3 separate regions of the Homo sapiens genome follow, and all the other regions are linked to region 2. Evidence: chromatin contacts called from ENCODE Hi-C data. All regions are on one chromosome and are shown on one strand. The core of a region is the stretch at or near the end of the contact, and the rest is flanking DNA. Distances in the headings are between cores, read along the strand shown. Region 1 holds the start of KDM1A (lysine demethylase 1A). Region 2 holds the start of USP48 (ubiquitin specific peptidase 48). Region 3 holds the start of LUZP1 (leucine zipper protein 1).

Region 1 (4,687 bases), core at 412-2,911, 1.2 Mb before region 2:
ACTGGGTAATACTCATCTCAAGAAGCTCCCCATACACACTGACTTGGTATTCCCACTTAAAAATTATGTAGACAATTTTTTCAGGCATAAATTATATAATCTGCAAATTTTTATTTAAATGTTGACTACACGCACATATATATCCAGGTTGTTTTTTCCAACTAGACCGACCATTAAATCTCCAGAAAAGGCCCAAGTCTAAAGTCTGCGCCCTAATACTGCCCCAGTGCCCTGCACACAGTGTCCCATGTGGTCCTTTGTTTCAAGGGCTGATGATACCCTGTAACAACATGAATGTGGGAATTACATTCCACTTCCATCACTTATTTAGCTTTGTGACTTTAGGCAAGTTGCTTAAATTGTGTGCCTCAGTTTACTCATTCCTAAAATAGGGCTAGCAATACCTGCCCGTTGATATTTAACAACAACAAAAAAAAGTAATGTTGGTGACACGCTGAATATAGCATCTAGGACACAGACATTTGAGGCAGTCACTGTCTGTATATACTGTTTGGAGTCAAATCTTTTCTTCCCATATATTTGCATTTTGACTATTATTTGCTCTCTCAATCAGCAGCTTCCTCATCTGCAAAATTCTGCGCCAAAAGATCGCTGAGAGGATTTTAAAAAAGAAAAAAAAAAAGACTAGAACTCCTACCACACAGCAGGGTTTTGCTCAAACAAAAACAAAAGCAAAAACGACCCTTTCTTTTCATCTCCCCGGCTAAGGCGATTTCTTCAGCATCAACCTACAGCCCCCTCGTGCACCCAGCTGAAACGCCATCAATATCGCCCAACAGCTTCCAGACCTATCTGTGAACAAACAAGTGAGGTCTCCAAGAACGCCAACCGTAACCCCACGTCAGGGAGCCATTTTCCAGTCAAGAAAATGAAAAGGTGTGCAAGAAAGACCTAAGGAATAAAATACCCCTCCCAGCAATCATCGATGCCCCTTCCCACGTCGCTCGGGACCCAGCACAAAGACCGCAGTCAACACCGGCAAAGACTTTTCCTTTCTCACCCCACCCGTCCAGCTAGAGGGGACGTGGCGTGCGCAGCGATACAAGGGGAGGTCTGAGTGGTCGCAGGGCCCAAGACCCGGCGGCGGCGGGGGAGGGCGGAGAAGCCTCGGGGAAGCTCGGCACCAGGCGGTGTCGTTTGAGGGAAGGGTCGAGCCTTACCTTCGCCCGCTTGCGCCGGCTGGTCCGACGCCCCTCCGGAGTCTCTGCTATTCCAGTTTCCATGGGGGTCGCAGACCCAGGCACGACAGTAGGGCCGGCCTGAGGCCCTGCGGACCCCGGCGGTTCCGCCAGGCCCCCGGGGGGCGAGGCCCGCGGAGGCTCTTTCTTGCGGGGTGTGCGCTCCCCCACCGCCCCCGGCCCGACCTCGGCTGGGCCCGACAGGCCCGCGGGCTGCGCGGCCACCTCAGACCCGTTCTCGGAGCCGCCTGCTGTCCCAGGGCCAGCCTCCGTCCCGGTTGCTGCCGCTGCAGCCGCCGCCGCCGCGGCTGCCGCCTTCTTCCCAGATAACATCTCGGGCCGCCGGGCCGCCGACGGCCGTAGGGGCCGCTCGCTCTGTCGCTCCGTGGGTCCGAAAAGCCTTGCCTCGCCTCGCTTCACGCTGCCCGCGCGCCGCCAACCGCCGTCGCGTACGCACGCGCCAAGCGCGCTCCCGCCGCGCCGGGACAAAAAGGGTCGGAGACACCCACGAGCCCCGCCCCTCCCCCGCAGCCATAGAGCGGCGTTCTCGCGGCTAGAGTGGCACCGCAGCAAAGAACGTGTAGCTTGCCTAGAGCGTCTCCCCGGCGTTTGGAGTGGGACCTGGCACAGTCCGTGGTCTTAGGGCTTCTGGGCCAGACTAAACCTCCGAAGGTGACCATTTCCTCCAGGGACTTTCGGGTTTGCATGCGTGCGTTCGTTCATTCACTCACCCAATTATTCGTTAATTCAACCAGTATTTATTAATGCTTGCCTACTACGTAACAAGGGTTACATTATGAAGTTCTAGCTTTCAAAGAACTTACAGTCTAATGGGGGAAAACACTGAAATATGTTGGTAGAGCGTCTTACTTATTCATAATTGCCCTGCTTGGACTGGGCAAAAAACTTGGAGAGCACAGCAGTTTCGATGGTAGTAAAATGGAGACAAGTTACGAAATCCAGGTTTGAGTCCAGACGGAATTGCTCTTGTCTCCAAGCCTTTGTTCATGCTTTTCCTTCTGGCTGGACCCCAACCTCATTCGCACTCCATGTCTTGCGCTTCTCCCATCCCCCATGTCCCCCATCCCCCATGTCCCCCATCCTTCATGTCCCCCATCCCCATCCACATAACACCTCTTTCTACTCCAGGTTAATTCTTTCTAATAATGATAGTAGCGGTTTATTCTTTTAATTTTTCGAGGAATCCCTTGCTAACCCAAAACTGGAACAGGTCGTGTACTTTTAGCATGCGTGTACTTATTACACAAACAATTGTCTTTTTAATAGTCTGTCTCTTCGAAGTGAAATTGTCAAAAAATTATTCCATTTACATGAAGTTCAAGAACTGGTAAAACTAATCTCCAGTAATAGGCTCCAATCAGCCCTTGCCTGAGATGGGGGTCGGGGGTTGACTGCAAAAGAACAAGAAAGAACTTGCTGGGGGTGATGGAAATGTTTTATATCTTGATTAGGGTGATGGTTACATAGGTGTATATATTTGTCAAAACTCTATGAACTATCCATGTAAAACAGGTATGTTTTATGTAACTGTAGTACTTCAGTAAAGTTGTTTTTTGTAAAAAACTAAGCAAACAGACAAAAAGGCAATCAAATGTAGAAAGGAAAAAAAGTAAAAGCTATGCAAGAAAGAAAATGTATCCGAGTGGCGTGGCACGCACTTGTAGTACCAGCTGCTCGAGAGACTGAGGTGGGAGAATCACTTGAGCCTAGGAGTTCATTCAAGTCCAGCCTGAGCAACATAGTGAAACTGCGTTTCTAAAAAAAAAGAGAAAAGAAAAAGAAAGAAAATATAATCATAGTACAACATATGGCTCAGCTGTGAACTGTATTAACATGACCATAAAAACGTAAGCAGTGAATATTGTTTTATTTATTTTTTCTGTTCTTTTGTTTGTTTGTTTCTTCTTTTTTTTTTTGAGACAGAGTCTTGCTCTGTTGCCCAGGCTGGAGTGCAGGGGTGCAATCTTGACTCAATGCAACCTCTGCCTCCCAAGTTCAAGCGATTCTCCTGCCTCAGCCTCCCCAGTAGCTGGGATTACAGGCGTGTGCCACCATGCCTGGCTAATTTTTGTATTTTTAGTAGAAACAGGGTTTCGCCATGTTGGCTAGGCTTGTCTCCAACTCCTGACCTCAAGTGATCCTCCCACCTCGGCCTCCCAAAGTGCAGGGATTACAGGTGTGAGCCACCGCGCCCCGCCGAGCAGTGAATATTGTTTTAACCAAAGTGATAGAATTACATTAAGAGAATGGAGAAAAAAGAAAGTTTGTGGGGAGAAAGATGAGAAGGTTTTAAGGATTTAGGGAAGTAGGGAGGTTGTTGGGGGAGGTGCTGCTTGGGAGCTAAATTATTTTTCACCATAAAAATATAATACATAATGTTGGCCAGGCGCGGTGGCTCATGCCTGTAATCCCAGCACTTTGGGAGGCCGAGGCGGGCAGATCACGAGGTCAGGAGATCAAGACCGTCGTGGCTAACACGGTGAAACCCCGTCTCTACTAAAAATACAAAAAAACTGGCCGGGCATGGTGGCGGGCGCCTGTAGTCCCAGCTACTCGGAGGCCGAGGCAGGAGAATGGCGTGAACCCAGGAGGCGGAGGTAGCAGTGAGCCGAGATCGCGCCGCTGCACTCCAGCCTGGGCGACAGAGCGAGACTCCGTCTCAAAAAAAGTATATATATATATATATATATATATATATATATATATATATATATATATATATATATATATAAAATACATAATGTCAAAATTGAGAAATCAAAAAATAATATAAGCATACTATTTAGAAATATCAAGGTAAATACAGAAGAAACAGCTAAAAAAGTTGGAATTGGTTGTCTCTAAGGCTTGGAACTTGACGGTGGAAAGAGGTGAGGCAGTGGATTGGAGCTTGTTTTAAATCCTGTAGTTCTATCTGACTTGTTTGCACATTTAATAGTTTGATAAAACTTGAAATTAGATGTTAAAAACATACATACCCTTTGACCAAGTAATTCTACTTTCAGGAAAGCATTCTAGGGAAAGATTCAGTATGTGTACAGATTTAACTTCAACACTGTGTATCTCAGGTTATACGTAATGACGATAAAGGAGAACTAACCTAAAAACCCAACAAAGGCCAGGCACAGTGACTTGCATCTGTAATGCCAGCATTTTGGGAAGCCGAGGTGGAAGGATTGCTTGAGCCCAGGAGTTTAAGGCTACAGTGAGCTATGGTCACGCCACTGCACTCCAGCCTGGGCAACAGAGCAAGACCCTGTCTCTAAAACAATAAAAATTTTAAAAAGCCCCAACAAGTGGTAACCAATTTGATACAATCATACACCGCATAACAATGTTTCCATCAACAACAGACTGCATATGAGATAGTGTTCCCATAAAATTATATAACACATTTTTACCATACCTTTTCTACCTTTTCTATGTTTAGACAGAATTGCTACAGTATTCAGTACAGTAACATGCCA
Region 2 (4,699 bases), core at 233-2,732:
CTTCTGTGCCTTTGCTCCTTGTGGTTTCTTTTTTTCTGGAATGGTGTCTTTCTTCTATCCTGGATAAGTCCAACTCACCCGTTAAAAGCGGGCTTCGGAATTACTTCTGGGAAGCCTTTTCTCAAGTACCCCGAAGCCTCCCAAGACTGGGATGGGGATCTTTGTATTTCTACCGCTCACTCCCTAACCCACTTCCAAGGGCAGGGACCACATCTTACTTTCTTCTGCCTTCAGCGAATTTTTTTGTTTTTTTTGAGACGGAGTTTTACTCTTGTTGCCCAGGCTGGAGTGCAATGGCGTTATCTCGGCTAACCACAACCTCCGCCTCCCGGGTTCAAGCGATTCTCCTGCCTCTGCCTCCCGACTAGCTGGGATTACAGGCATGCGCGACCGCGCCTTGCTAATTTTGTATTTTTAGTAGAGACGGGGTTTCTCCATTTTGGTCAGGCTGGCCTCGAACTCCTGACCTCAGGTGATCCGCCCACCTCGGCCTCCCAAAGTGCTGGGATTGGATCCTTGAGCCACGGTGCTCGGCCCAGTGAATGTTTATCTAAAGAATTCAGCCTAAGGTTTTCCAGCAGGCAAGCAGCTGAGTCAGAAGTTAGCGCTTAGATTCTGGCAGAGCTCTAATTCAAATTCAAAATTCTTAAATATCCTCACTTTAGTAGAGTTCTTTACAGTTTGCAAAACAATTCTCATAAAGCTACTCTTTATGTCCTGGGGCAGGAGTCGCAGAAAGGAAATGTTTTAAACCAGGAGCTAGAGAGGAACTAGAAAATCCTGGCATAGAGGTAACAGTCTTGAGAAGGGAGCCAACAGCAAACATGACCTTGCGCACCAGAGAAACTCCACCCTGGCACCTCGGACCCCCGCCCGCACAGTCTGCGGCGCACTGAGCACTCCCACCTCGAAGACTACAAATCCCAGCATGCCTCACAGTCAGTGGCAGGACGCAGGGCATGCCGGGACACGTAGTCCCACCCTAGCACGGGAAAAGGCCGGAAGGTCCCATGACGTCAGGAGGGCTCGGGAAAGGGGTTCGGAACCGGTCTAGGCTCAAGTTAAATCTCCCTCTAAAGAGCCAACACTGGTTTCTTTGGCGACTCGGTTTCTACTCTAAACAGGTCCCGCTCCACAGTCTGGGCGGGCCTGTGTGTGCGTTGAGTAGCCTCTAGCGTGAAAACTTCATGGTTAAAAGGGAAGTACCGGAGGCAAGAAATAGCTTTCGAGGCACTGGTTTGTTAGAGTAGTGGTACGTAGTGCGCCGCCCTGAACGGGGGCTGAGACGCTGCTTTTCCAGAAGTGCCAGTGAGGACGTGGCAAGACCGCCTCGGACGTACGCTTCCTCTACCTCAGCCCGTCGGGTTAGGGGCGCGGGAGGCGCAGAGGCTGCTGGGAACGCGCATGCGCTCAGCGCGGCGGGGAGTCCACCTTTAACGTCCGCGGGCGCGGGGTGTGTCGGGTGTCGACGGCGGCGCTTTGCGGCCGGTCGTGCGGGTCGGGCGCGGGCGGGCGCGGCGGCAGTGGCGCGCACAGGTGATTGACTGGCCAGCTGCCTGAAGGAGCGCCAGGTCCTCCTTGCTGGCAGGTGGCGAAGCCCATTGGGGCGGCGGTGCAGACCGCGGCGGCGGCTGCGGCGGTCTGGCTCGGGAGGCGTTCCTGGGGCCAAGGCCATGGCCCCGCGGCTGCAGCTGGAGAAGGCGGCCTGGCGCTGGGCGGAGACGGTGCGGCCCGAGGAGGTGTCGCAGGAGCACATCGAGACCGCTTACCGCATCTGGCTGGAGCCCTGCATTCGCGGCGTGTGCAGGTGAGGCCCGCGCACCGCGCCTCGCGGGCTCCTCGCGCCGGACCTTGGAAAGCCCGGGCGGGGTAGGGGAAAGGAAGACGGCAGCCCTTTGCGTGCATTTGGGAGGCGCGGAGCCGAGCGAGGTGGAGTTTCCCCCTTTGCGCCGTCTGCGCGACCTGGGAAACGCAGGCTTCCCGGGCTGTGCGCGGAGGTGATGCTGGCCAAAGCACTTTAGGAAGGTTTGGGTTCCCATCCAGAAGATGGCGGTGGAGATGAAGGCAGGAGCTGAGAGCTTAGCAAGCGTTGATGGTTGGGGTATCTTGGCCACAGCACGGCTCTTTCGTTTGTAAAAAGGAACTTTTTGGAAGTGAGCTTCATCACAGTGTATCTTGTTGGTGTTGACACCGAAGGCCTGATCATCTTAGTATTATTTTTGTAGAGGGCAGCTTTAGAAAAAACTGTGGTCAGCCTACGTCATCGATACCCTGCACCCCCGTTGGCCTTCCCTCACTCGTTAATCTAGTATTTTTTTTAAGCCTTTCTTTGGTCGTTCTGGTTCGACACCAGTTTACCGAGTACCAAGTTTAAGCTGTGATAGTGCTGTCCTTCACGTCTGCGCCGCCCTTGAACTTTACCTTTCCTTAACCCCCTCATATAGATTGAATCCTTAGGCTTTGCTCCCGTTTATTCCCTTTTTTCCACCTTGTAACGCGGGAACTATAGTTTTTGTTTCAGAATGTTGTTGAAATTGACTTGGCCAAGCCGGGCATGCTCAGTAGCCGTCTTTCGGCAGGCATTTAGGAAATGCTTTCTGGAGTTTTTACATTCCGCTGGGGGATCCGGAAGGAATGGAAGTCATGGTCTCTGGCTTTGGAGCTTAAAGTCTAGTATGAGAAGTGAAATAAGTTAGGGAGTTTCTATAAAGCAAACGAATAAGTCCAAGCTCTGGGCGTCTGTCTCACAAGGAGGGTAAATCTGACTTTAACAGTAAGTTCTGGAATGTTTGAAGTCTGTGTATAATAGAAATAATCAAGCTTCAGTCAGTTTCTCAACGTAATTAGTTTCCAGACTAACCAAATAATGTAAACTACTAATAGTTCTGGTGGTTTTTGAGACAGGGTCTCACTCTGTCACACAGGCTGGAGTGCAGTGTCACGAGCTCGGCTCACTGCAACCTCCGTTTCCCAGGCTCAAGCGATCCTCCCACCTCGGCCTCCGGAGTAGCTGGGATTAGAGGCACGGGCCACCACGCCCGACTCAGTTTTGTATTTTTAGTGGAGACGGGTTTTCGCCATGTTGGCCAGGCTGGTCTCGAGCTCTGGGCTCAAGCGATCTGCCCACCTCTTCTGGGATTACAGGCGTGAGCCACCATGCTGGGCCAATTTCTGATATTTATTTATTTATTGAGACGGTGTTTCGCTCTTATTGCCCAGGCTAGAGTGCAATGGCGTGATCTCGGCTCACTGCAACCTCTGCCTCCTTGGTTCAAGCGATTCTCCTGCCTCAGCCTCCTGAATAGCTGGGATTACAGGCATGCACCATCATGCCCGGCTAATTTTTTTTTATTATTTTTATTTTTTGTATTTTTAGTAGAGACAGGGTTTCTCCATGTTGGTCAGGCTGGTCTCGAACTCCTGACCTCAGATAATTTGACCGCCTTGGCCTCCCAAAGTGCTGGCATTACAGGCGTGAGCCACCGCCCGCCAGGCCGATACTTTTTTTTTTTTCGAGACAGCGTCGTGAGACGCTGGATAAATTTAAAAAAATAAATTTTTAAAATAAAAATTTTAAAAGAAAAAAGAATAGGCCGGGTGCGGTGGCTCATGCCTGTAATCCCAGCACTTTGGGAGGCCGAGATGGGCGGATCACGAGGTCAGGAGTTCGAGACCAGCCTGGCCAGCATGGTGAAACCCCGTCTCTACTAAAAATACAAAAATTAGCCGGGGGTGGTGGCGGGCGCCTGTAATCCCAGCTACTGGGGTGGCTGAGGCAGGAGAACCCTGGAACCCGGGAGGTGGAGGTTGCGGTGAGCCGAGATCACGCCACTGCACTCCAGCTTGGGCAACAGGGCGAGACTCAGTCTCAAAAAAAAAAAAAAAAAAAAAATTATCTTATCTTGGCTCTGTATGCCCTGTATGTTCCGCCTCTAAATTTCCCTATTCTGGACATTTCATATAAATGGAATCCTAAAATACGTGGACTTTTGTGACTGATTTCCTTTACTTATGTATTTAAGGGTCATCCATGTTGTAGCATGTTTCAGCACTTCATTTCATTAAAAAAATACCTGGGAAATACATATGACAGTGTTTACCATTTTAAAGTGCACAATTCGGTGGGTTTCAGTACCTTTATAGTGTTGTACAACCATCACCACTGTCTGGTTCCAGAACTTTTCATTATCCTAAAAGGAAACTGAGCATCTGTTAGTCACTTCCCATTTTCCCCCCTCGCCCAGCCCCTGGCAACTGCTAATCTACTTTCTGTCTCTGGATTTCTCTATTAATATTTCATAGCAATGGAATTATACAGTACGTGGCCATTTGTGTCTGGTTTCACTTAACGTAATGTTTCCAAGGGTTATCCCTGCTGCGCATGTGTCACTACTTTATTCCTTACGGCTGAGTAGTATTCCATTTTATGGATAATACCACATTTTATATATCTATTCATCAGTTGAGGGACATTTTGATTATTTCCACCTTTTGCTTATTTTGAGTAGTACTTCTCTGAACATTTGCATACAAGTTTTGGTCTGAACATCTGATTTCAGTTCTTTACCTGGGAGTGGAATTACTGGGTCATACACAGTCAATTCTGTGTTTAACTTAACCGAACCGCGAAACTTCCACAGTGGTTGTACCGATTTACATTCCCACCAGTGATGTATGAGGGTTCAAATGCTTCATCATC
Region 3 (4,337 bases), core at 1,487-3,986, 1.4 Mb before region 2:
TCCTTCCACAGGCCAGTGCTCTAGAAATGCCCAGTGCCTCATTGCAGTTCTCCTAGAGGATTGCAGAGATGCCAAGGGCGGTTTAACACAGATCCACGTCTCTGTAAAGAAGGTGAGAGGAGAAAGGCATGAAGCAGAAATGGGTCAGCTGTGCTGCAAAGAACTCTCAGAGAGAACTACACGCTGACCCCAGCTTGGAGGCATGCTGAATGGCAGAGATGCCCTGGGGCATCATCAGATGTGACTCTGCTGAATCCATCTGGGGTCTGCAGACTGGAGTGCTGGTTTCCATTCCAATGGGAATGCTTTGCAGGGCCACTTTCAGCAAGCCTCTTCCTTTCTCAAGACCCTAAAGTCTTCCATATGAAATGATTAGGTGGATTGTTATGAGGTGCTGTGTGGTGTTAATAACTAGAAATAATACTGATTATAGTAGTTATATATAAAAATACATATATAAATCATACAGTAATTATATATATATATATATATTTTTTTTTTTTGAGACAGGGTCTCGATCTGTCACCAGGCTGTAGTGCGGTGGCATTATCATGGCTTATTGCAGCCTCCACCTCCCAGGTTCAAGGGATCCTCCCACCACAGCCTCCTGAGTAGCTGAGACTGCACGGGCACCACCAGGCCTGGCTAATTTTTAGTATTTTTTGTAAAGACGGGGTTTTGCCATGTTGCCCAGGCTGGTCTCAAACTCCTGGACTCAAGTGATCCATCCCCCTGGACTCAAGTGATCCTCCCAAAGTGGTGGGATTGCAGGCATGAGCAACCGCGCCTGGTCAATATAATACTACTGAAAATAAGAATGACAGGGGCCTGATGTGGTGGCTCACGTCTGTAATCCTAGCACTTACGGAGGCCAAGGTGAGTGGATCACCTGAGGTCAGGAGTTCGAGACCAGCGTGGCCAACATGGTGAAACACCGTCTCTACTAAAAATACAAAAATTAGCCAGGTGTGGTGGCAAGTGCCGGTAATCCCAGCTACTTGGGAGGCTGAGGCAGGAGAATCTCTTGAACCTGGAAGGCAGAGGTTGCAGTGAACTGAGATCGTGCCACTGCACTCCAGCCTGGGCGACAAGAGAGAAAATTCGTCTCAAAAAAAAAAAAAAAAAAAAAGAAAGAAAAAGAAAATAAGAATGACAATCATATTGTTCATATTGTTTGTGGAACACTGTGCCTGATGTTTTCCATACAGTATCTTAGGTAATTTTAAAACAAACACCACAAGACTATATTATTATCCCCATTTTATAGATGAGAAGACAGGCTCAGAGATGGCTATTATGACCCCAGAACATATGATCCCAGGGTTTTCTGGCATCAGAGCTTGAGCTCCACAAACATGTGTGGGTTCTGACCTCCAGGAAGTGCTAAGAAACAAATGGGAGGTCAGTTCTTTATAAGTTGTAGTGTTCATGCCCACGTGAGGGTTAAACACAATGTTATTGGTTATTCAGAACAGGGAGGATTGCTTTCTGGCTGGGAGAAGCTGGGAGGTGAGACAGCAGGGGAAGAGCTTCAGCAAAGGGTCAAATGTGGGAAAGCAGTGGGTGTGCTAAGAGAAGTTTGGATAAACTTTGTGTGTGTGTGTGTGTGTGTGTGTGTGTAAAGGTAGGAAGTGATCATACCAGGCCAGGGCTTTGGCCTTTATTCCATAGGCAATAAAGAGCTTACACAAGAGATGTCTCAAGAGACCAACCATGCTGCTGTAGTCAGAGAGGAAGCAGCCCTCAGCCCATCTGTGTCCTGGCTTGTGAATGCTGCTGCGTGCCAGCGTGTGGGAGGGCATCCGCAGCGAGAGCAGTCTCTGGCTGTGTCCTGTACTATGCTGGGTGTGGGTCTTGGGCTGTCTTTGAAGCCTTCCTCCTGGCTTCTCAGGGCACTAGGTGCCTTTTAGATAGTAGACTTAAAGGAAGTATGTCATAGAAGTATGGGAGGGGATTTTGAGATCATCTGGTTATTCCCCCTTCCCATTTTAAAGAAGATGAAAATCGGGAACATAGATGGGAAAGTACTTGTCTAGCATCACACAAAGAATTAATAGCACAGTGGGGGACGGGAACCCATGCCTCCCGAGTCTGAGCTGAGTTCCTTCTCTGCATTTGCAGAGTAATAGAAATAGGATTTGTTGAGTGATTATTCCATATCAGGTTCTAGGCTAAGCACCTTTCCATTGATTATCTCATTTAATCCTCACAACCCTACTGAGAGTGTCCCGCTTTTTTCTTTTTCTTTTGAGACAGGGTCTCACTCTGTCACCCACGCCGGAGTGCAGTGGCACGATCACGGCTCACTGCAGCCTCGACCTCCCTCGGCTCAAGCGATCCTCCTACTTTAGCTTACCGGCGGGCGCCACCACTCCCGGCTAATTTTTGTATTTTTTATAGAGATGGGGTTTCGCCATGTTGCCCAGGCTGGTCTCGAACTTCTGAGTTTAAGCGATCCGTCCGCCTCAGCCTCCCAAAGTTCTGGGATTACAGACTTGAGCCACCACGCGGGCCGAAAGTGTCCCTCCTGAAATCGAGAAGTCTTGTCTTCCATTTCGATTTCCCAGGGCGCCTAGCACAGGACCCAGCTACGGAGGCAATAAAAACTTGGTGGAGTCTAAGTCCTGGGAAGGGAAAAAAAGGACGGAGGGGGCGGGGCCTACAGACAACCCCGCCCATCACAAAGACCCCGCCTTCCAGAACGCTGACGTCACAATTTGGCCCCGCCCCTCATTGTCAGTCCCGCGGAGCCAGAGGAGGCGCCGGTCGCTGGCAGCTGAGCGGCGGAACCCTTCGCTGGCGGGAGCGCGGTTCGGGGCCGCAGAGGTGAGGGTCCGTGAGGCGGCGGCGGCGGGAGCGCGGCGCGGGGAGGGGAGGGCGGCGGGGTTGGGAGGCCGGTCCCGGGTGAGGTCGGGGCACCCGCGGCCACGGGGCAGAAGAAACCGCGGGCGCAGCCGAGGAGAGATGGGGTGTGGAGTTGGGGGAGAGTTGGAATGGATTTTGGAGGAAGGGCTCAGGAGGAGACCTTTTGGGGCGAGACCCAGCACATGTTTGTGGAGTTGGAGGAAGAGACTCTGAGGAGATTTTTCCTCGGGAGGGGGAGGGAAGGTTCTGAGGAGACTTCTTGGTGGGAGCGAGACTCTGAGGAGAAATGTTTGGGGCAGAGACGCGGAGGAGACATTTTCGAGGGGGCGGCGAAGAGTTTCGGGGGTAGAGTTTGGGGTTGGGGGAGGGGGCGCGGGCCGACAGGGGCGGGGGGCGACGAGGCGGCCGTGGAGGGGGCTGCGCGGGGCCCGGCGGGCACCGGAGGAAGGAAGTGATCAGACAGGAAGGGCCCGGGAGCTGCAGCAGCAGGAGGAGGAGGGCGGTTTGGGAGCGCGTCGGGCCGGCGTGCGGGGCCAGCTGCGGGCGCGGGGCGCGGGCCGCGGGCCGGGCGGGGAGGGGTCCCGCGGCCGCCGCAGCTGTCGGCCGCGCCGGCCCGCGTCCCGGGCGCTCTGCTGGTCTCGCAGCCAGACCGCTGGGCCGGGAAGGAATTCGAGGCATTCGCTTTGTTTAAGTTGCCAGTAGACAGTCCTTAGGACTAATTAATGGTGGAATCTGCAGGGGGACGCCGGCGAGCGGGGCCGGGGCCTCCCCCCGCCCGCCGCGGTGAACTTTCCGCAGCGCGGGGCCCGCCTCCCGGCGCACCCCCGGCCCCCGCCCAGCCGCCCGGGCAGGGAAGGAGCCATGGCTTCCCGGAGCGCAGGAATGAAGTGCGGTTTCTGGGGCTGGTGGCCTCTGGCTGCGGAGCCTGCCTGCAGGGAACCTGGCGACCCGCAGCGGCCGCGCTGGGGCTTCGGAGCCCGGTTTAGAGCTCTTGGAGGTGGCTGCGGTTTCTGTGCATAACCTTGGAGGAGCCTCTGTGAGCCGAGAAAGACCATCTTGCTTTGGAGCATCTGTTTCTTCATCGCGTCAACCCCTTTCCTAACACTGCAGAGCTTGTTGTGGCTTGTTTCGGGAATGCCGAGGCCAGTGCTCACCCTTGCGGGTGGGAGAGGGGAAGAGAGTAGGCACCCCCAAAACCCCTGTAGTGTGATTTCCAGAAGGCCAGACTGCCTGCAGCTCCACCGTCGCACCTTCACTGACTTGAATGACCTTGGGAGAAGGATTGCGCTGCTGAGCCCTTGGTGCCTTATCTGTCGTTGGAGGAGAAAATACTCTCTGGACCTCCCTGCCTTTTGGGGATGTTTTGAGGGGTGGGGTTTGCTCAGGGTATTTCTTTTACAGACGGCTGCAGTTCTGGCCTAAGGAGCTGGACTGGTGTCAGAGCCGGGAGAATTCAGATCACCTAATAAGAT

What was found. A loop is a pair of places that touch in the nucleus more often than their neighbours do. Pooled maps may share reads with other maps.
Region 1: a loop to region 2 is called in a map of gastrocnemius medialis, with 4 times the contacts of the local background. The contact joins the promoter of KDM1A here to the promoter of USP48 in region 2. A Hi-C loop is called at or near these places in 2 of 168 maps with a recorded cell type or tissue (gastrocnemius medialis and naive thymus-derived CD4-positive, alpha-beta T cell) and 9 of 50 pooled maps.
Region 3: a pooled map shows a loop between it and region 2 (12-fold over the local background). The contact joins the promoter of LUZP1 here to the promoter of USP48 in region 2. A Hi-C loop is called at or near these places in 7 of 50 pooled maps.

Annotation. Positions count from the first base shown.
Region 1 is chr1:23,016,442-23,021,128 of GRCh38, reverse strand. KDM1A (lysine demethylase 1A) reads right to left here and starts at 1,661. Exons shown (of 21, transcript NM_001009999.3): 1 at 1,182-1,661. The coding sequence starts at 1,532. RefSeq lists enhancers at 484-1,169, 1,170-1,857 and a silencer at 1,345-1,414.
Region 2 is chr1:21,779,932-21,784,630 of GRCh38, reverse strand. It overlaps USP48 (ubiquitin specific peptidase 48), which reads left to right and starts at 1,482. Exons shown (of 27, transcript NM_032236.8): 1 at 1,482-1,807. The coding sequence starts at 1,674. RefSeq lists enhancers at 1,099-1,148, 894-1,664, 2,089-2,188, 1,665-2,436, 2,749-2,798 and a silencer at 1,359-1,718.
Region 3 is chr1:23,167,255-23,171,591 of GRCh38, reverse strand. LUZP1 (leucine zipper protein 1) reads left to right here and starts at 2,736. Exons shown (of 4, transcript NM_001395462.2): 1 at 2,736-2,826. RefSeq lists enhancers at 1,842-1,891, 2,967-3,498, 3,499-4,030 and silencers at 2,537-2,596, 3,588-3,727.